Linked DNA regions of Homo sapiens: region 2 is linked to region 1. The links are chromatin loops, found by intact Hi-C in ENCODE. Cell type or tissue: PC-3. All regions are shown on one strand. Each heading gives the region's core, and the rest is flanking DNA. Links, peaks and the distances in the headings are about the cores only. Region 1 overlaps ROBO1 (roundabout guidance receptor 1). Region 2 overlaps ROBO1 (roundabout guidance receptor 1).

Evidence for each region. A loop is a pair of places that touch in the nucleus more often than their neighbours do. Peaks named below come from ENCODE experiments on the same cell type or tissue, not always from the same donor. Only the 100,000 strongest peaks of a DNase experiment are listed, where the experiment ranks them.
Region 2: a loop joins it to region 1, with 4 times the contacts of the local background. A loop is called at or near these places in 1 of 110 quality-filtered maps.

What each region holds. Positions count from the first base shown.
Region 1 is chr3:78,752,431-78,755,249 of GRCh38, forward strand. All of the region lies in intron 4 of ROBO1 (roundabout guidance receptor 1), which reads right to left. Among named protein-coding and RNA genes, the nearest start is that of LINC02077, 700 kb to the left of the region's middle. In PC-3, for the core only: no CTCF peak of the experiment used is centred there; a DNase peak (open chromatin) is centred at 1,831; H3K27ac peaks cover 1,113 bases.
Region 2 is chr3:78,703,320-78,706,138 of GRCh38, forward strand. The region is part of intron 8 of ROBO1 (roundabout guidance receptor 1); the gene reads right to left. Among named protein-coding and RNA genes, the nearest start is that of LINC02077, 660 kb to the left of the region's middle. In PC-3, for the core only: no CTCF peak of the experiment used is centred there; no DNase peak of the experiment used is centred there.

The DNA.
Region 1 (2,819 bases), core at 274-2,773:
ATAGGGTCTTATTGCAGGTTATTTTGAATTAAGAGATAAATTTTGAAGGCTGGATCAGAAAGCATATCATAAAGTCTTCTATAACTATTTTCAGTCTTACTTTTTAGCTGACAGCACTGCCCAGAAGAACGAAGTGCTGTTCTTTGTACAAATGTGTGAAAAATTTCTTAATATTTATTAAATAATTTCAAACTTTAAAAAATATTCCAACAAAAGGATAAATGTACAGAAAGATAAACCATTGAAGAGGAAAACTAAAATAATAACAAGTAAAATAATATTCCATCAAATATTATCCATCTTACAACACCATCTTCTAAAGCTAAGGAATTTGTTTCTAAAAAAGATGCATGTGAACATCAATTCTGTATAAAGTTTCCTAAAGGTACTCATTTAATTTTTAAAATTTGACACTGAATATATCTAGGAATATTCTACAATAAGTATGTCTTCTACTTGTATTTTTCTTATATCATGCAACTTTGTTTTTAAACCTTAAATTATGCTTTGCTTAGGACCCTGGAAGAAAATATGCTGGTAGAAGCACTTTTGAAGATTGGACAAAACTCTTATGTCCTAACCTAGGAAAGGAGTACTTTTATTCAAAAATTGTACATTCTGAAAATCTGATATAGCGGATGGATGGCAAATATCACTCAACATTATATGATAACAACGTAACATGAATGAACACAAGGCATTGCAGATAAAATGAGAAGAATTACCAGAATAAAAACAATTACTAGCAAATTGTTTATTTACATACTGTATGATGGAGAAGCAAGCTAACTTAAATACAGTTGTATGTTTCTGCAATCTGCTGGGCTGTAGAAACGGGGCCATGTTGTCTCTGGTCTTTTAATTGTTAGAATTACATCCAGATTGGGTTCAAGCTTAAACCACATTCACATTTTGCAGAAATATGAACATCATAATGACACTTCCTGTACTGCCGTGCAAAATACTCCCTAGTGCTTATTCCAACAGCACTAAGTCTTCAGGACAAAGAGAAGGTAAGTTTGGCATAGTAGGTTTCAGTTAAAATTTGTAATGTGTTCTAGAGAAAAGTGTACATCAGTAAGGATCAATTTTTTTTTAATTTGACTTTAAGTTCTGGGATACAAGTGGAGAGTGTGTAGGTTTCTTACATAGGTATACATGTGCCATGGTGGTTGGCTGCACCTATCGACCTGACATCTAGGTTTTAAGCTCCACACGCGTTAGCTATTTGTCCTAATGCTCTCCTTCCCCTTGCCCTTCTCTGCCCCTCAACTGGACCTGATGTGTGTTGTTCCCCAACCTGTGTCCATGTGTTCTCATTAGAATCAACATTTAAATAGTTAATATTCAGTGGACTTGAAAGTCTGGTAGATCATTTTAAAATGTATCACCAAAGTAAGTCAAATGGCTAAAATCATATGTTCTAACTTAAAGTCAGTAACTTACTGTATGTTTGCATTTTATACACTTTAAAATAACCTATAAATGATAGATTTATTTTAAAAGTTCACTTTTTACAGGACATCATTTTATACAGTAATATTTGTAGATGTGTTTATTTATGAATCAGAAACAGAAGTCTAGAATGTCAGAATCACAACACAGATTCTTTCACTATTCTGTGATTTTAACAGGTACGTTCACAATGACTCAGTTATTTCCATAAAAAACAGAGAGTTTTACACTCTATCTTGATAGGGTTATTATGAAAGCTAATTATTTAATGTTTATACAGGACTTGCCATTTATATGGTGCATTACATCTGCAAAGAAGTATTGCTATTAGTCACTATGTAAGGAATTGCCAAATTTCTCAGCTGCCAGTACAAATGGAAAGGAGGACAAAGAATGCCATTGATGAGGGTTTTAAAGTGCCAGAGCAAAAGTCACACTCAGGAGTAGCCTGGCAGGGTTAAAAAAACACAGACAAAATGAGGATATCTGAGCTACGGGACCCTGATTAGGGCAAGACAAGCATGCATTCTTTCTTTTGTAAAATCCAACTTTTTATGTAGCCTTGCAGCAAGAGTCCTCAATCAAAGAAATATGCTTCTGTATTTATTGCCTGGCTCTTTGTATCTGAAGGTCAGCTCCATGAGAACAGGGAATTTGTGATTATCCCCTAGTATTTCCAGTGCCCAGGACAACATCCAAGACACAGGAGGTATCCAGTAAATGTTTACTACACTTTCCAATATGCTAAGTAGTAGATTTTAAATGGTGGCTTGCATTGGCGGGAGTTCTATAGTTGTAGTGCTTGGGGTATAGGGAGGTAGACACACATATTCAAATAAACACATACATATACAACTATAATTGTGATACATGTCATGAAGGAAGGTATAGGAGGCTGTGTGAGAGAATAATGAGAAACATAATTTAAATTGGAGGTGAGGGAATAGTAAGGAAGTAACAGTTAAGGTGAAGCCTGAGTAATGAGTAAAACTTATCCTCGGGAAGTGCATTGCAGGCACAGGAAATACTTCAGGTGAGGAAAAATCCTGGTACACTGGAAAAGCCTTGGATGCCGTGTAGTGGTACCGGTGGAGAGCAAAACAAGACAACCTTGGTAGGGACGACAGGGACCAGATTTGCTATGCACAGCAGCCATGAGCAAGGGTAAGCTTTTATTTTAATTCCAATGAGAAGCCACTGGAGTCTTAAGCAACATAGTGTTATAATGAAATTCTCATACTTCAGTGTTCATTCTAGCTGCTCTGTGAATGAAATGGAGAGGGAAGTAATAATGGACGTGGAGGCCAGGTGTGGTGGCTCAGCGCATAATCCCAGCATTTTGGAGGCAGATGCTGGAGGATGGC
Region 2 (2,819 bases), core at 67-2,566, 49 kb before region 1:
GATCAGAACAGTTAGGAGAGGGAGTTATTCTCACAAATCACTCTCTTGTTAAATTCTGTAGTGGGACTTCATTAAATCTCTTGGGTGATGGCATTTTACTTGCAGCCTGCTCACAAAGAGCTCAACTGGCAGTACTGATTCTTCAAAAGTTTCCATCACATCTTGTCTTTTTTGGTTTTCTTTTTACCATAACAAATCTCTTTCCCCATCAGCCCCCCTAGTCCTCAGTTGAAAATTTTTTAATCCTTATTTTAACTACAAAATAAACAAGAGGAAGAGGAGGAGGAGGATGAGGAGGAGAAGGAGAAGAAAGACACACAAACCTCCACAACAAATCCCTTAAGGGTAGCATTTTGAATAAGACTCTTGAGATTAGTATTAAGAGTATCCATACATACAAGCAGTGGTAAATATATATTACATTGAATATGTGTGTATATACATATATCTACCCAATATATATAAATTTAATATATATATTTACCACCATTTTACACACACACACATATATATATATAAAATCCTCCAACCCCTGAAGCACTGCTTACTGTAGCACTAGTGACTTTAGTGGGCATCTGTGGATTATTGCCATATGTCATTAAGAATCATTCCCTAAAGATCCAGTTTGCTATGTCTTGTCAGAGTCTGGCAAAAGCAGCACACACATATCAAGGTTCTTAAAATTGTCAAATAAAGCCTTGGGGGGGTCTCATAATATGTGTTTCATCAAAATGTTGATGAACTCACAGTTCTCAACCAAGATCTTGGATTATACTAAACCTAAGCTGACTCTGCAAAAAGGTCCCTTGACACTATTAGTTTTGGCTTTGACTCAAATAACCACGTTAATGGTCAGAAACAATGCACTATTATATTGCCAGATTTTCTCAAATCAGCAACTTAAGGAAGCTGTTCCAACAAATGATTTAAATGAAGTCTACATCAAAGAAAGGAAATTCAGAACTGAAGGACCCAGTTTTTTCTCTCATTACTTATTTTATGCCTAGCTATCATACGAGCTCCAAAAAATCCTATGGATCTCACACAAAGATCTCATACGCTGACAGAAAGTTAAACATAGTGAACTCTATTTATGGAAACCACAGATTTACAAAGTAGGCCTTCTTTCCTCCAGAGGTGTTTTTGAATGCAAGTTTTTAAAAGTTTATCCCCTACTGGCAATAAAGTCTACAGTAAGCTATATTGTTTCACTTTTACCTAAATTTTAATTTTACAATATGAAATAATTATCTAATGGTTCATTAAACACACACATACACACACACACACACACAGACACACACACACGAGTCTGGACAACATAGTGAGACCTCATCTCTCCAAAAAAAAAAAAAAAAAAAAAGGAAAGAAAAGAAATTAGGCAGGCATGGTGGCATGCTTCTGTAGAGCTACTTGGGAGGCTGAAGGGAGAGGATTGCTTCAGCCCAGGTGGTCAATGCTGCAGTGAGCCATGATTGTGCCACTGCACGCTAACCTGGGTGACATAATGAGACCCTGTCTCAAAAAAACAGTCATACATTCACACAGTATGTTACATTAAGATTGGCATGTATCTTGATTATTTTCAAAGTTGCTAATTCACATGTTAGAAAATTATCAAATGCACATTTCTTTTTGTGGATTACGCCTGCTGATCCATTTTTTCCAGATTAAATTATATTGAAGTTATTTCTGAGTACAGTATATCTAAATTTGTTTATATTCAGTTAATTCAATTGTTCCACTATATGGACTACATGGAACAGGCAGTGATGGGATTCAATGTTATTCATTCTATCAGGAAATTTAGCAGCATTGAACATAGCAGGGAGGGATAGTAATTATGTTAAAGTAAAACAATAACCAAACTTCACATTAATCAGCTATAAAAAATGTCAAATCTCTATGGACAAAATAACAATTAACAGGGACCTGATGAATTTTTAATTTAGTTTTGGAAGAAGCTGAGAAAAACAATCATAGAAACAGTAACAACAACTGTATTTGCATAAGCACCCCATAATCCACACCCACTTTCTTGGGAATTCAACTATTTTATTCATTAGTTTATTTTCCTATTAGCTGACGGATATTTGTATTACATGTACACTCATTTTTCAACAGATGAGAACTCTGAATCTCAGAGAAGTTAGGCAATTTGCCTAGGATTCAACAACTGGTGTGTATCAGGATGAGCACTTAATTCACTCACACAGAAAATGTTACAAGAACATCAAGGTTTCTGTGATGGTGAATTTTATGTGTCCATTTGAGTGGGTTAGGGGATGTCCAGACAATGGGCAACATGTATTTCTGGGAGTGTCTGTGACGGTGTTTCTGGAAGAGATTAGCATTTGATACTGTTAACTGAGTAAAGAAGACATGCCTTCACCAATGTGGGCTGGCGTCATCCAATCCGTTGAGGGTCCAGGTAGAAAAAAGGCAAATGTGCTGTCTCTTCTGGAGCTGGGACACACATCTTTTCCTGCTCCCCCAATGTTAGAATTTTGCTCTTAGACTGAATTAAACCACCTGTTTTGCTGGTTCTTCACCTTGTAGATGGCAGATGGTGGGAATTCTTGACCCCCCCATACCAATACTTATAATAAATCTCTTCTTATTATCTCTATATGCTATTGAGTGTGTTTCTCTGGAGGACCCTAACTAAAACGATGTCTCTGAGACTGCAGTAAACAATGAGACTAACAAAGCAAAGTCAGCAAAGTGTGTGCCTAAGGAACTCACAGTCAAGCAGTTCAGACATTGAAATCCCATTAAGGGCAGTAGTAGCATCCAGTGGGTAGGTGAATGGGAAATAC